Regions from separate parts of the Homo sapiens genome. Here region 1 is linked to region 2. A link is a loop called in an ENCODE intact Hi-C map of the cell type or tissue named here. Cell type or tissue: PC-3. All regions are shown on one strand. Each heading gives the region's core, and the rest is flanking DNA. Links, peaks and the distances in the headings are about the cores only.

Evidence for each region. A loop is a pair of places that touch in the nucleus more often than their neighbours do. Peaks named below come from ENCODE experiments on the same cell type or tissue, not always from the same donor. Only the 100,000 strongest peaks of a DNase experiment are listed, where the experiment ranks them.
Region 1: it touches region 2 in a loop (12-fold over the local background); 2 of 110 quality-filtered maps call a loop at or near these places.

The regions. Positions count from the first base shown.
Region 1 is chrX:8,864,533-8,872,910 of GRCh38, forward strand. No RefSeq gene overlaps it. Among named protein-coding and RNA genes, the nearest start is that of LINC03114, 58 kb to the right of the region's middle. In PC-3, for the core only: a CTCF peak has its summit at 4,576 (motif pointing right); a DNase peak (open chromatin) is centred at 4,089; H3K4me3 peaks cover 1,226 bases; H3K27ac peaks cover 3,370 bases.
Region 2 is chrX:8,966,950-8,975,327 of GRCh38, forward strand. No RefSeq gene overlaps it. Among named protein-coding and RNA genes, the nearest start is that of LINC03114, 44 kb to the left of the region's middle. In PC-3, for the core only: a CTCF peak has its summit at 4,372 (motif pointing right); a DNase peak (open chromatin) is centred at 4,382.

The DNA.
Region 1 (8,378 bases), core at 116-8,115, 100 kb before region 2:
GTCTGACCTGGCTTTAGTGGAGTGAGGGAAAGCAGGAAATAGTCTCCCAAAATTCCTGAACCTTAAATTCTCATTTGTACACTTTCAGATTTGAAGACACATTATTGGTGAAGCCTATAAAACCTTAAGCCAACATTTTAATTAATAGTGTCCTGTGTTTTTAATTCTTTACTTGCCTTACAAAAGTATGTGCAGAAAATTATTGCATGTCATTTTTTGATAATTATTATGTGCTATGTATATGTGGTTAAATAGCCTTTATTGCTGGTGCATAGAAATGAAATTTCTACATATTGTTCTTCTTTTTTGACACTCTGCTGAAGTGTCTTATTCATTTTAATATTTTCTTGGACTCTCTAGTTTTTCCTGTATAGATAATTTATCATTTACGAATACAGTCATGCACCACATAATGACGTTTCAGTCAACAATGGACCACATATACAGCGGTGGTTCCATAAGATTTAAAAATTATATATTTACTATACCTTCTCTATGTTTTAGACACGTTTAGATACATAATACTTATCACTGTGTTACAATTGCCAACAGTATTCAATATAGTCACATGCTGTCCAGGTTTGCAGCCTAGGAGTAATAGGCTCTACTATCCAGCATAGGTGCATAGTAGGGTATACTGTCTAGATTTGCGTCAGTCACTCTGTGATGTTCCCACAATGATGAAATCACCACCTAGCAATGTATTTCTTAGAACATATCCCTATCATTAAGTGACAGTTGTTTGTTTCTTTCCATCTTTTAGATTTTATTTTTTTCTCTTTATTTTTCTGCTGGCTATGACAGATACCAGATACTATAGTGTGGTAGACATGGTAGCAGGCTTCTTTTTTACCCCTCGTGATTTGAAAGGAAGATTCTTCGAGTTTGACTTTTGCTACAAACCTTTTAAAGCTATTTATCAACTTAAGGATAGTCTACTCTATTCCTAGCTTTTTCAGAGGATGTTTTTTAAGATCATAGATTAACATTATTAATTTTTTCTGCATTTGTTGATAGATGTATATAGGGTTTCCTCCATAAGTCTATTAATGAAGCCAATTAAATGGATAGATATTCTTACCTTGAATAAAAGAATTATCCCATAACCATTAATGGTTAAAAATCTTCCCACAAAGAAACGGTAGTCACAACAATTAATAGATGACTTTCTCTAACTATTTAAAGAACAAATATTTCAATCTTATAAAATACCTTTTAGGGAAAAATAAGGACAACACACTAACAAACTACATCAGGCTAAGATAACCTTGGTACCTAAAGCAAACAAAAATATTGAAAAAATTAGCATCTATGAGCCCATTTATATGAAATATCAAGAATAGATAAATCCACAGAGATAGCAAAATAATGGTTGCCAGGCATTGAGAAGATAGTGACTGCTAATGGGTATAAGACTTCTTTTGGGGGTGATGAAAATGCTCTAAAATTGATTAGAGTAAGGCCTGAATAACTGTGAATACACTAACAACTATTGCATTGTATACTTTATTTTTACAAGTTATTATTTTTTATCATTACTTTTTAGGGACAGGGTCTCATTCTGTCCCCCAGGTTGGAGTGTGGTGATGGAATGATAACTTACTGTGACATTGAACTCCTGGCCTTAAGCAAATCTCCTGCCATGGGCTCCCAAAGCACTAGGATTACAGATGCAAGCCACTGTGCTTGGCTACCTTGTACACTTTAAATGGACGACTAATGTTGTATATGGGTAATATCTCAATAAAACTGCTTTAAAAGTGTTATCCAAAATCGCTCATGAACATAGGTGCAAAAATCTTAAATACAATATTTTAAAAACTTATCAGCAATATATAATGAAAGGTAACACATCAATATCAAAGGTGCTTCAAAGTTAGAATGTCAGTTACTCTAATCTACTCCATTAACAGATTTATGGAGGAAACCCTATATATTCTTTATCTAGAAAATTACAGACAGATGGTGAAAAACACTGAAGAACAGAATTTAGGGACAAAACAACATGTTCTTCATTAGAAAACTTAATATCATAGATCTGTCAATTCTCACCCAGTTGGTCTACAGATTCAATGTAATTCCAATAAAAATTTTGACAGATTTTCTGAGTCATGCATGCCATACTTATTAAAAACTTACATGGATGTTTTCTTCTTTTCTTATTTTTCCTTTCCTTTCCCTTCTTTCCTCACAGAGGTAGCATGGCCAGTGCCCAAAGTATGATGATGACAATAAATACAGGCAAATATTTGCATATACACATGGAGATCAAGTAACAAATCCTAATTGTGGAGTAGGTGACAAGGTAGTTCATGAAATAGAAGACACAAATGGCCAATAAGCCAAAGAAAAAGTGCCAAGTTTCATTAGTAAACAGAAAAACAAAATGCAAAATGCAGTTTAAATTTATAATGAGCCATCTTTTTATATCCAGTAGAGCATGAAAAGTTAAGAAGTCTATTAACATCATCTATGGGTGAGGATGTGAAGTCATAGAAACTCCCATAGCCTGTTGGTAGGGGTAAAAATGACTTTGAAAGTGATTCGATATTACCCAGCAAATTGAGTTTGTGTATACTCTACAATGTAGCCATCCCAGCTATTCCACTTCACCTCCCGCCCCTCCATGGGGTATCATACCCCAGAAAAGGAACTTTGGTATTTCTGCACCAAGACACTAATTGCAAATGTTTGTGAGAGTAAAATTGTTAATAGCAATGTTCTTAAGATTCTTAGAAATTCTTTTGTCTAGCTGAAAGAATCTATTTATTCTACAGCACATTAAATCTTTCAGTGATTTTAACAAAGTTTCCTAGAAACACAGTCTTGATTTTATTTTTATTGCCAGGCCACTTTTTTTTTTTTTTGAAAATCTGTTACTAGTCGAAGAAGCTGGATGTCTTAGTTTGTTTTGTGTTGCTATACAAGAATGCCTGAAATAGGGTAATTTATAAAGAAAAGAGATTTACTTGGCTCACAATTCTGCTGGCTGGATCACTGGGCATCTGGTGAGGGATTCAGGATGCTTCTACTCATGTGCAGAGATCACACAAAAACAGAGGAAGCGAGAGAGAGAGAGAGAGAGAGAGAGAGAGAGAGAGGAGAGAAGTGCCAGGCTGTTTGTAACAATCAGTTCCCATGGGAACTAATAGAATGAGAAGTCATCCACCCCCAACCACTGAGGGCACTAATCTATTCATGAGGGATCTATCCTATGACCCAAACAACTCCCAATAGGCTTCAACAGCAACATTGGATCAAATCTCAACATATGGTTTGGGGGACAAATATCTAAACTATAGTACTGGAGATGAAAAACAGATTTATTTTCCAAGTGAAGCCTGGCCCCTATACTGTCTTTTAAAATTCTACTTGGAAAGTATCTGGTTCCTTCTCTACCTTGACTCTTCTATCATACTCAGTTAAAATGAACCAACAGACACTTTCAACAATCTTTTTGCTTTGCAGGAAAGGAGGTATTTCAATGACTTGGGGCTATCACATCATTAGTATTTTTAATGAGCAGACACATAAGTAGAGTATTTCAGTAAAGTGTTAAAAAATAAACAATGTATGCTCCTGTGAAGGGGATGGCTACTGTACCTCCAGTGCTGATCACACAGGCTTTTCTGAAGCATAGTCTGAGCAAAGACCATAATGGTGACTTGAGTGCAGCCATATGAAACCAGCAGGGCCAGCACCCCATGTGATGGGAGCAGTAAGTGCAAAGGCCTTGTGATGGGAACACACTGCTGTGCTGAGCAGCAGAATAAGGGCTGGCGGGTCAGAGTGCAGAGGCCAGAGAGGAGAGCTGTGAAAAAAATGGACTGTTGCCCATTAACTTTGTAAACTCTGGAAAACAGGATATTAGGTTGCATTTGCAAGGCTGCATGTAAGTTAGGTACTTCTTAAATGGTTTTGGTGTGTTATGTTCACCAAAATAATACTAATACTGGGGATGACTCATACTAAACAAGGCTGAGTTATGCTGACCCTAGATCAAAATTATGAGGTGAGTAAAGTTTGTGTTGACAATGCCTCTCCTGCACTTTCTGCTCCCCATTTCCCCGTGCGTCATACCTTGCAAGATACTCCTGCATTTCCTGTTGTGCTTCTCACGTCCGCCAGCCCTATACAGATAGTGGCATCCCCCAAAGATTAATCCACTCCTATCCAACACACTCAGCTGTGAATCACTACTGTCTGTGGTGGTCAGAAACACCATAGACATGTGAGTTCATGCAACAATCTTCCCTTTCTGTTCCCCATCAGACATTTGTTCTTTGAAAGAGAACTCCAGGATGGAAAATGTCTCAGCTATATGATAGATTTAAACTTTATAGCATCAATGGAGATTGTCCCCGCTGCCCCCATTTTCCACCTCCAACCCCTGCTATGGTTAGATATCCTAACTGAGCATATATCCATGAGGTTGTTCATTAGTGCTAATTAAGGAAAGGAAGAGAATGGTCGTTCAGCAAAAGGAGAGTTGTTTCTCAGTATTATTCATTATGTTCTTTTGGAAATTGCATGAGATGGTGACTAACCTATGTGTTGTCTCTAATTTTTCTCTGCTTCCTACACTAGATGTCACTGTGCAGCTCATTATTAATATAAGTAGCCTAAGGAAACTCTTCATAGAGAAATGGAAACTTTTTAAAATTTTTTAAATCACAAAGGATCCCTAACATGGTAGCACCTGAAATGCAAGCGATCTGCTCAGCTGGCTGCCATTCGGCATGGAGACAGCTCATTTCCTCTACATGAATTACCATTAGTCTACCCCAGTGTAACGCTAAGAAGACTTATCAACAACTTGAAATATGTTTTTATGTCTTTTTCCCATTTGCATACCTGTCAACCTGATACAAAGTGAGAATTTGGGAAATGCAAATAGCCTACTCATGAAATTTAATGATGTGCACATATGCTCTATTTTGATACATTGTAAAAATACACCATTCCCTGGATGCTTAAAAAATAATGTCCTCCCCTGAAGATAATGAAGCTTGGAATAGAGTAAGGACCCCCACCTCACCTACTTTGCCTTTTCTTGCCTCCTGTTTTAGTTGCATCATAAACCTTGAAGTCAGAAATGTGTTTAGTGTGTTTTCAATAGGTAGGATGGCCAACAACTCCAGTTTGCACCAGACTGAGAAGGTTTTAAAACCAGGAGGAGTTGGTCAACCTGCTAACGATGGACACCACAGAGATTGGCTTGCTTGTATTATTACAACCCATTACCCCCATTTGAGAACACCTCTGCACACACAGTCTGAACCCTGAGTTATTTTTGCTTAAGAACCAAGCACAAGACAAGGAGTGTTATTCAGCCTATAAGGATTTTTAAATTCTACCAGAACTACAGGTTTGAGTCACTAGTAGGCACCCAGAAGAAAAAAATATTTTCCAGGATGCTCTCCAGAAGCAGAACAATTTGGCTATGTCTAAAGTTTTAACAAAAGTGACTACAAAAATGGAATGACTTGCATAATTTCTAAAGGGCATACTGTAAAAATTTTTCAGAGACTCTGATAAGATAAATATGGTGCCATCCTGGCAAGGTAGATGTTCCTGTATTAGATAAGAGGGTTAAGTTTTCTGGAAAAAAAAAGCAAAGGAATAATGAGATGCATTGATCTAAGATAACAACTCTATAGTATATAATGCAAGCAATTACACTGATTCCAAAGGTATTGTTTTGATGTGGATCTAAAAACAGATTCAAAATAAGGTTATATTATTTTTCTCAAATGAAGAGCAAATCAGCAAACTGCTTTATTAGAGTATCAGGAGAGGATGAGGAGGAGGAAAAGGAGAATAAGGAGGAGAGGAGGAAGAAGAAGAGGTGGAGGAGGATGTGGAGGAGGAGCAGGAAAGGAAGAGAAGAGGGGAGAAGGGAGGGGGAGAAAGAGAAGAGGAAGAAAATCATGACATCTCTAATCTTCTTTAATCTTCACAACTGCCCTATGAGGAATGAATTTTTGTCTCCATTTTATAGACAAGCAATTCTGTTCTTATAATTGCTCAACTTTGCACAGGCAAGGAAGCCAGAAAAGTTTTGAAAGCAACTCTCTCTGCCACAGGAAATGCGACATTTCACCCCCGCTCCTTACTGTATCTAGAGTAGCAGTCAGGCGGTTCTCACTCAGGAATTAGGTCCTGCTCCAGGACCATTATCCTTGGGAGTCATTTACCTGACTACTGATTATGAGTACCTGGAGGATCACTCTGCTTCAGTAACACAGCTGTCATCTTTCATCTGAAGAGTTTGTTAAAAAAAATAGTAAGTTGAAAAGAATAGAATTCACACTATAGAGTAGTTTCTGCAGATTTTATAAAGCAGATAAGAGAAGAAAATAAAATAATGTAGAAAAGTCCCACCAGAAGAAATCAATGCCAAGGAGAATCTAATGCACTGACTATGTGCAAAGATACTGGAGAGGGATGTTGAAGTTCCCTGGGGCTAGGATCTCTGGTAAACAGTTCCTATGTCCAGAGGTGAAGTGGCCATGGATAGAAGTGGTTACCAGATCCATGCAGCACCTGTGTCCCAAAGGCAGTCTCCTGCCTCCTGCCAATCTCCTCCTAGAAGCCAACAGGAAGTCAGCTAGCCAAGGCCCACAGATGTAGTCCACTGGAGTCACTTCCTGAGGGTACAGAGAGGATGGAGAAGGGTGGAGGCACATCTGGCAGGCTATGGAAATACAACCATGACCAGCTTGGCCTAACCTCCTTTACTGATTCTGTTGGGTTCTCTGATTTGCTCATATTCCATCTGGCTCTAAATGACTTTTGTCACTGGGGCTGCTACGCTCCTTGAAAGACCTAGTTGCTCATTCTGCTTACAGAGTCTCATAGTTCTACCTCACATACACAAGTTTCACCAGCACAACACCAAACACCTCCATCCTAATTACAGCAGATTCAGGAACTGAAGAAAGTCTGACAATTCTGAAAAACATATTTTAAAATATTCTATTTTGGCCTGTGAACTCAGCTACATAATTACTTCTGAAAATGCTGTGTTGGCACCGTGGTGGAAGGGAGTTTATATAATCCATTGGCTCTAGGCTGGAAAAGATATCTTTGAGGTTAGCGTTTTCTGAAAGACGCTCCCAAGATACTCAAAAGCAATTTCCTCTAGAGCTGTTCCCAGTCTCCCACTTTTCAATGTTCATATGGTTAGAGGAGATGAGTTAAAAGTCATCTGCCCACCAGTCTGCAGCATCACAGTTTAACTCTTCCATTCCCACACACCAGTGGGAGATCCAAGAGTTGCAGAGTGGGCTGAGCTGTCCAGTGGCGTCAGGCAGGTGCATTTGGAATGAGATCCCTTACCAAGCATCACACCTCCATAACAAAAGGTAACTTAGCAGTCTGGTCTTCCCTGTCACTTAGAAAGAAATATCTTTTGTCAATAGCTGGTGTTTTAAGAAACATTGGTGAAGAACTAATGTGGATTAATGATGGCTGCATAGTTTTGTATTATCATTATAGTTTTGAGTGACACTGTGCTCTAGGTGTGCTTTCTTCACAAACTGAAAAATTAAGAAGCAATGGAGAGGAGTGCATTACAAACATGCAGAGACTGCTATACTACAGCTATGCCATGCTTAATAAAGCAGGAAACTATCAGATAGGCATAGTCCTTTCTCTGTAAAATAAGCAGCATATCTGAGGACATGCTACTCTAACTCAAGGATTACATATGACCGAGGGCCCAGGCACTTTGTGCTCTACAGTCACGTCTGCACCAGACCTCTTGCAGCTGAATGCAGCAGGGGTGCTGGGTAAGCTGAATAATGCCTCCCTGCCAAGATATTCATATCCTAATCCCCAAAACCTAAGACTATGTTACCTTACACAACAAAGGGGCTTTGCAGATGTGATTAAGCAAAGGCTCTTATAATGGGAAGATGACCCTGGGTTGTCCGGGTGAGCCCAATGTCATCACAAGGGTCTTTGTGAAGAGAGGCAGAAGGGCGAGAATGAGAGATGAAGATGTGAGGATGAAAGCAGAGGCCAGAGAGAGACAGAGAAATGGGAAGACGCCATGCTACTGGCCTTGAAAATGGAACAAGGGAGCCAAGAAGTAAGGCATGCAGGCAGCCCCTAGAAATTAGAAAAGACAAGGGAATGGATTGTCCTCTAAATGTCTAGAAAGAACATAGCCCTTGATTGTAGCCCAGTGAGACCCATTCCAGACATCTGACCTCCAGAACGGTCAGATAATAAGTTTGTCTTGTTTTAAGCCACCAAGTGAGAGAATTCGTTATAGCAGCAGCAGGAGGCCAAGACAGATGTTTTTCTCAATCTCCCTTATTTTGCCCCTGTCTAAAATACCATGAGCCCCCTCCTCCTTTCCCTCTTCCTTA
Region 2 (8,378 bases), core at 216-8,215:
GGGCCTGCATTCAATTAACAGTTTGATGTTAACAGGTGTGGACCATCAGGAAATGATCTCTCCCTAGCACTGCCAAACTATCATTTTTAGAGAGGCAATGTGATAATTGCCAAACCATCACCTGACATGTATAATGGGTGGGGAGAGAGCCCTCGCCTGCCCCACTCATACCTAACTACCTATAACGAATTTACTGTAGTAGTCCATTTTCACACTGCTGTAAAGATACTACTGAGACTAGGTAATTTATAAACAAAGGAGGTTGCCAGAAAGATGTCAGAGCCCTGGCAGTGGGAAGTGGTCAACTCACAGGTTGGTAAAAAGAATTTACCAACAACAGTATAGGTTTGAAAAAGGAAAGTTTATTAGGAAGGAAGAACACTACATTGGGTGCCTCAGCAAGAGGACTGAGCATGCCTCGGTGGATTTTTCCTTAGCGGTATCAATAGACCTTAAGGCAGGAGCTCAGGGTTGTAAAATGAGTTTCAGCACATTCCAGAGATGCAGAGAAATTTTAGTTACTTATAAAAGTTGAAAGAGGCCTGGAACCAGATGCCAACTTAGATACCAGGGAAATTGAGTTACTTCTAAATTCCCAGATAAGAAGTTTTGCCTCCAGGCCCATTTGATGGTCACCAGGAGGTGTTTGTTGCCTTCTAAATTTTTCAGATAAGGAGTTTTGCCTCTGGATGATCTGTTTGATGGTCACCAAGCGGTCTTTGCTCTCTTCTAAATTCCTCAGATAAGGATTTTTTTTTTTTTTTGTCTCCAGGGCCTGTTCAATGGTCACCAGGTGATTTTTCACAGTTCCACGTGGCCGGGGAGGCCTCAGGAAACTTACCATCATGGCAGAAGACAAAGGAGAAGCAAGTAGCTTTTCACAAGGTGGCAGGAGAGAGAAGAGGGAGTGAAAGGGGAAGAGCCCCTTATAAAACCATCAGATCTCATGAGAACTCACTCACTATCAAGAGAACAGCATGGGGGAAACCCACCACATGATCCAATCACCTCCCTCCCTCCAGGGATTACAAGTCCCTCCCTTGATCCACGGGGATTACAATTTGAGATGAGATTTGGGTGGGAACATAGATCCAAACCATATCACTAATCATTAGAGAAATGCAAATCAAAACCACAATGAGACACCATCTCACACCAGTCAGAATGGCTACTACTAAAAAGTCAAAAAACAAATGCTGATGAGGTTGTAGAGAAAAGGGAATGCTTATGCTTACGCACTGCTGGTGGGAATGTAAATTAGTTCAGTCATTGTAGAAAATAGTGTGGTCATTTCTGAAAGAACTTATAACAGAATTACCATTTGACCCAGCAATTCCATCACTGGGTATATACCTGAAGGAATATAAATCATTCTACCATAAAGACACTTGCACGTGTATGTTCGTTGCAGCACTATTCACAACAGCAAACACATGGAATCAACCTAAATACCCACCAATGGTAGACTAGATAAAGAAAATGTGGTACATATACACCATGGACTGCTATGCAGCCATAAAAAGAAGGTGATCATGTCCTTTGCAGCGACATGGAAGGAGCTGGAGGCCATTATCCTAAGCAAACTAACAGGAACAAAAAATCAAATACCTCGTGTTTTCACTTATAAGTGGAAGCTAAACATTGAGAACACATGGACACAAAGAAAAGAATAGACACCAGGACCTACCTGAGGGTGGAGGGTGGGAAGAGGCTGAGAATCAAAAAACAACCTATTGAGTACTATGTTTAATGCCTGGGTGACGAGATAATACGTACACCAAATCCCCATGGCATGTAGCTTACCTATATAACAGCCCTGCACATGTACCCATGAATTTAAAATAAAAGTTGGGGTATAAAAAGAAGTAAATAAAGAGTGATGAAATTACCCAAGACCACAGCTAGGAAGGGGTATAGCGTGAATCAGAACCTGATAGATTTGCTGAAATCTCCAGCTGAAAAATAGCACATCCACTCTAATAGATGCAATATAATTTTTGATTGGTTGATACCAGTGCCATACTGATTGTAAAATGTCTTTAGTATCACTTCTATTCATCCATTACTTCATGATATACGAAGTATCCTAAGTAATCAGAATTTTTTTGGTGGCAGTTGGGATAAGCCACATACTAGGTAATTTTCAGGATAAAAGGGCCAGGTTGACTTATTCTAATAGGTGCCTGGGCTTTGCACGGCTTTTTAGAGCTTCAGTCTAGATCATCTCTGAAACAAATTTATGATCAACCGTCCTGGGTTCCACGAACAAAGATGTGAAGCTGAGGTGTGTGTATTGTATGTTAAAATTAAAAAGTAAAATAAAAAATAATTGTCTTAAAAAGAAATAAATTCTATTAATTTTTTAAAATGTCTAACATGAAAATTATTTTGAAACTTAAATATTTGACTCATGCATAGACCCAGGCCTAGTATATTTTCAGAAATTAAATTCTCATTTGAATAGTCAAAAAATAATTCAATAAGCTCCAAACTTCTTTTCAGTGCTTTTATTACCCACAAAAATGTGGCTCATAGTTGTTGTTTTTTTTTTCTGTAATGGAATGTGCAAGGATTCATTTTATATTTGCTCATCAATTTGTAATATTCACACTGCTTTCATATGCATTTTTTCAGTTACCAGAGAGGCCACATAATATAGTGATTAAAACCATGGACTCTGTAGTCAGACTGCCAGAGGGTTAAATCCCAGTTTCCCCACTTAGTAGCAGTGTGATCTTGAGCAAGTTACTTAACTTTTTGTGCTTTAATCTTATTCCTTACAACAGGGACAATTATTGTGCCTAATTGGTAGACCTGTTGTTGAATTAATACCATAAAATACTTAGAAGAGTAAACAGTGTTAGCTATTGTTATTATAGTTATGTACTGAAATTTTCAGAACTAATGGCAAGGTATCTGAGAGTCTGAAGGGATTCATGGTAAGTGAAAGAATCAGGGCAGGATCCTTGACATTAAAGTAATTTGTTTTTTTGTTTTTGAGACGGAGTTTCCCTCTTGTTGCCCAGGCTGCCTTGCAATGGCACGATCTCTGCTCACTGCAACCTCCGCCTCCCGGGTTCAAGTGATTCTTCTGCCTCAGCCTGCTGAGTAGCTGGGATTACAAGCATGCGCCACCACGCCTGGCTAATTTTGTATTTTTAGTAGAGACGGGGTTTCTCCACGTTGGTCAGGCTGGTCTCGAACTCCCGACCTCGGATGGTCCGCCTCCCTCGGCCTCCCAAAGTGCTGGAATTACAGGCGTGAACCACGGCCCTGAGCCTAAAGTAATTTGTCAACAAAATTACTGTTTGTTAGAGTGAGCTGAACCTAGATTTTCCTGAGCCCTTCAGTGCAAGACCTTTTTCATTTTACAGGAGGCTATTTCCAGAAGATTCCAAAGCCAGATCTGGTCTTGTTTCAATAGGTGAATAAAGCAGATTATAAAAAAGGGCTTAACGATGCAATATTACATACTCCATATGATCTTGACCATTAACACGAAGTATCAAATATACTAGAGAAAAGATAACAAGCAAATATGCTAAAATATCAGAGGATTTTTCACTGAAGGTGGAATTGTAGGTGACTCTTTGTGCTTTTTTATAATTATCTGTCAAATGTTCTTTTTTGAGCAATGTTCTGTTTTGATAGAGAGGAGAAGTAGAAAACCAAAATAAGTTCAGTAACAATTGAGATTTGCTCCATTAGACTGAAGTCGAATAATGGAACCAAAAGAGGAGTAGGTGAGAAATATTTAAAATTTAAATGCTCATTTTAGAAGGATTTTTCTACCTGAATTAAAACAAGAACTGCCAGATCCATTGGTATGGTTTGGATCTGTGTCCCCATCCAAATATCATGTTCAATTTTAATCTCCAATGTTGGAGGTGGGGTCTGGTGGGAAGTGATTGGATCTTGGGAGCGGATTTCCCTCTCAGTGCTGCTGTTGTGATAGTGAGTGAGTGCTCACAAGATCTTGTTGTTTAAAAGTGTGCAGCACCTCCCCCCACCCCGTTCTTCCTGCTCTAGCCGTGTAAGATGTGCCAGCTTCCCCCTTCACCTTCCACTATTATTGTAAGTTTCCTGAGGCCTCCCCAGAAGCCACGCAGATGCTGCCATGCTTTTGGTACAGTCTGCAAAACTGTGAGCCAATTAAACTTTTATTCTTTATAAATTACCCAGTCTTGTGAATTTCTTTATAGCAATGCAAGAACAGACTAATACACTCATACTTTATGAATCTGGCATTTCAGATAAAAATTAAACAAAGACAGCCTCAGTGAGGAAATAAAGTGCAGTACTAAACACAACAAGGCAGCCTTGTCTTCTCTAGATAGAGTGAAACACCAATAAATGTTTTCCACAAGGGGGAGATAGTTGGTCAGAGTTTCATCAAACAGGACTATCAACACACTGTAAGTGAAGAAGCAATGCAAGTAAAATGCCTGGTGTTTATTCTCACCAAAGAATAAGGAGCTGCAAATATGAGGCACTCGGAAGGACCAACACAGACACACACATGCACACTCAAGTCAGAAGCAACAAGTCTTAGCAGAATACAAAGAAGATCTAGTTTACAGAGTCTTTTAAATACTATGTTCAATAAATGTTACTTATACAGAAAAAATATATAGAAAGGTATATAGACGAAAGATAAATAGATGAATTATTGAGTCTGAGGAGCTGTGTTAGTGAGAGTTCTTAGGTTCTCAGGAGAATTCTGAGTAATAATAATTTATCTACTAATTTTAAATGCAATGTATACACATTCGCTGATTCTTCTGCTTGTTGAAGTCTGCTGTTAATCCTCTCTAGTAAATTTTTCAATTCAGTTATTATATTTTCTGCTTCAGAATTTCTACTTGGTTTCTTTTTGTAGTTTCTGTCTCTTTGTTGATATTCTCATCTTGTTCAGATATCATTTTAAAATTTCCTTTAATTTGTCTGTTTTTATTTAAGTTATTTGAACATACTTAAGGAAGTTATATTAAAGATTTTGTTTAATATATCTAAAAACTGTTGTTTGCTCAGAGGTGATTTTGCCACTTTTCTTTCATCCTTTGAATGGGCCTTTTCTCTTTCTTTGAAAATACTGTGGGTTTTTTTTTTTTTTACATTAAAAAATTGGGTATTTGATGCAACAAACAAACAAAAAATGTGCATTTGAAAAAGCAATCACTATAGCCAGTCTTTGCTGACTGGTTCTTTGCCAAGAAAGGCCTTCACTATTCAGCATGCATGTCCCGAGCAGGGGTAAAGTCTTGAAGTTTTCTCAGGTCTTCCTTGAGCATGCATCTCACCTAGGACTTCGTGTGTGTGTGTGTGTGTGTGTGTGTACACGTATGTTTGCTTAAATGCTTTAATTTCCAAAAGAGTCCTAGCCCAGCTTCTTAGTGTGTCTTAGTTGTCCTGTTGCAATCCTTAATTACTAATCTCTAGCTCCCAGTATCAGTGGGTCTGTAGTCCCCTTGAAGCTTTTACAAACCATTTTCACTGACAATTTCTATGGCTTTTTGTTTTTTAGTCTGAGGCCTGGCATATGCTGTTTTTCTTCTCTGAATTCCAGGAAAGGAAAATTAGAGGGCAGAATACTAGGTAGTTCCCAGACAGTTCAGAATGTTGCAAGTAAGGTTTTTTCTTCTTCCTCTCGCCCAAGGGAGAAATTCCTTGATCAGAAACTGGGCTGCTTTATATCTACCACATCTCACTGCATCATGGAAAGAACGGGGCCAAGGTCAGTAGAAGCAAAATAAAAATTGTGTACCAATTTGAAGGTAGCTTTTTCTCCATTGGGTGATTACAGAGCAGACCTATGTACACCAGACCATTAACTGTTTTTCAGAAATCCCATAACGTTATTTTAACTAGTCTAATTTCTTTTAGTGTTTCTGTAGAAGAATAAAGGCCTGGAGCTTCCTAGTTTACTGTCTTGTTATCAAAAGCATTATTTTTGAAATATATCGAATCACTTGTCTAAATAATTTTTAATTTAAAAATAAGCAGATTACTGTGCTTTTATTTTCACAAGCTCTTTTGATATTCTGCTCTACTCATTCTCTGATCCTACCATATGAAGTATTTCAGGTAAATTTTGATGCAAGTTTAAATTAAATAGAGCTGTGAAAATGTCTTAGAAGATTTCTACTTACATGGAGGTAAGGTGGAACATAAGCCAAAGAAACATATCTGGATTCCAATTTTATTTTAAAATATTTCTACAAGAGTCATTAAAATTGTGTATGAAAAACAAAGATAAGGTTCAATAAGAGCTTAATTTAAATATGACACAAATATACAGCAAGATTTAACAGAAGTTTAATAACACAATAGACTGAAGATAAATGGTTTGCTTCTAAAGAGTCAAACATGATGCTGACTTCAGCTTTTTCTTATCCATCCTTTTCTTGTTCCTTCCTGATCACATTTGCTGCCTTGAAAAATGTTCTCTTTGCCAGCAACTTTATTCCCTCTCTCTTCCCTTCTTCAGTTTATGTTCATACTTGTCAAGAGTATATTTGAGAGTTGCCCTGTTCTGAAAATTATTCCCAATCCCTTAAACTAGATTTGGTGTATTTTTTTCTTTGTGACCGTAGCATATTATATATAGCTAGACTCCCTTTTTTTTTTCTTGTATTTTTAGTAGAGGCGAGGTTTCACTGTGTTAGCCAGGATGGTCTCGATCTCCTGACCTCATGATCTGCCCGCCTTGGCCTCCCAAAGTGCTGGGATTGAATTATTATACTACACTCATCTGTGATCTCCTTCCTTATAAAATTGTGTTTTCATCTCTATAGTCAACAGTGTCATTAAAGTTTCTTGAATAAATAAGTCTTCTATCTGAAAATCTTTCTTTTCTACTTGATAATATTTGTAACTCATTTGATTCATTTGAAGAACTGACATAAATCCATTTATAGTCTTTATCTTATCCAGTGTGAACATTCATTTAGCTGTAGACATACTAATTTGCTTGATTATAAGGTGCTATTCTGGACTCTCACTGGTGGGCTACATAATATATAGTCTATGCAATACTCACCTTTCTAAAATCAGAAGAAAAATGGTAATTTCGCATGCATATGACCCTAAGAGTTTCAGATAGAGGATGGTGGACTTTTCCATATGCAGCCAGATCCCTTGAATAGTACCTGAAATTTAGAGAGTAAACATTTTCGTGGCTGTGTGCTACATGCTGTAACAAAAATTGAGAGACAACCACCTTCACCATATGGTTTCTAACGTTTATTTAAGGTGTATCACAAAATTGAACTAAGGACATACTGGAAGTATAGGAGTTTCTCAGGAAGCATAAACCAATACTATTTATGAGAAGCTTGAATTTGAAATTTTAAAAAAGAGTATAATACTGAGAAAAAAAGGAAAAAATAATCCTAGAAACGTGTTTACTTTTTCTAATAATTTTACATGTTCATCAAATAGAAGCTTAATTAAAAATATATACTAGGACACTACAAAAGAAAATTACAGACAAATATCTTTGATGAACAGAAATGCAAAAATCCTCAACAAAGCATTAGCAAACCAAATTCAACAGCATAGTGAAACAAATTATTCACAATTATCAAGGGAGATTTATCTTTGGAATGCAAGAATAATTCAACGTATGTTGAATGTTGCAAATATAACAACATGATAGATCACATTAACAGAATGAAGGACAAAAACCATATGATTATCTCAACAGATGTGGCAAAGGCATTTGACAAAATTCAACATCCTTTTACAAGGAAAACTCTCAATAAATTATATAGAGAGGGAATGATAAAGGCCATACTAATAAGCCCATAGCTAACATTACTCTACTCTCACCCCTTTTGTTCAACATAGTTTTGGGAATCATAGCCAGAGCACTTAGGCAAGAGAAAGAAAGAAAAAGTATACAAACATAAAAGGAAGAAGCGAATTTGTCTTTATGTGCTGGTGACATGATCTTACATATAGAAAACCCTAAAAACTCTGCCAAAAACTTTTAGAATGGTAAACGAATTCAGTAAACTTGCAGATCACAAAGCCAACATACATAAATCAATAATATTTTTAGTACTAATAATAAACTATCTAAAAAGAAAATTAAGATATAATTTTATTTACAAGAGCAAAAAACTTAGGTATACATGTATTAAAGGAGATAGAAAACCTTTATACTGAAAAATAAAAGGCATCAATAAAAAAATTGAAGAAAACACAAATAAATAGAAAGATAGCCCATGTAGAAAGATATCCCACATTCATGGATTTGAAGAAATAATACTGTGAAAATTGCCATGCTACTCAAAGCAATCTACAGATTCACCATAATCCCTATCATAATTCAGATGTCATTTTTTTCACAGAGGTAGATTAAATCATCTTTAAAT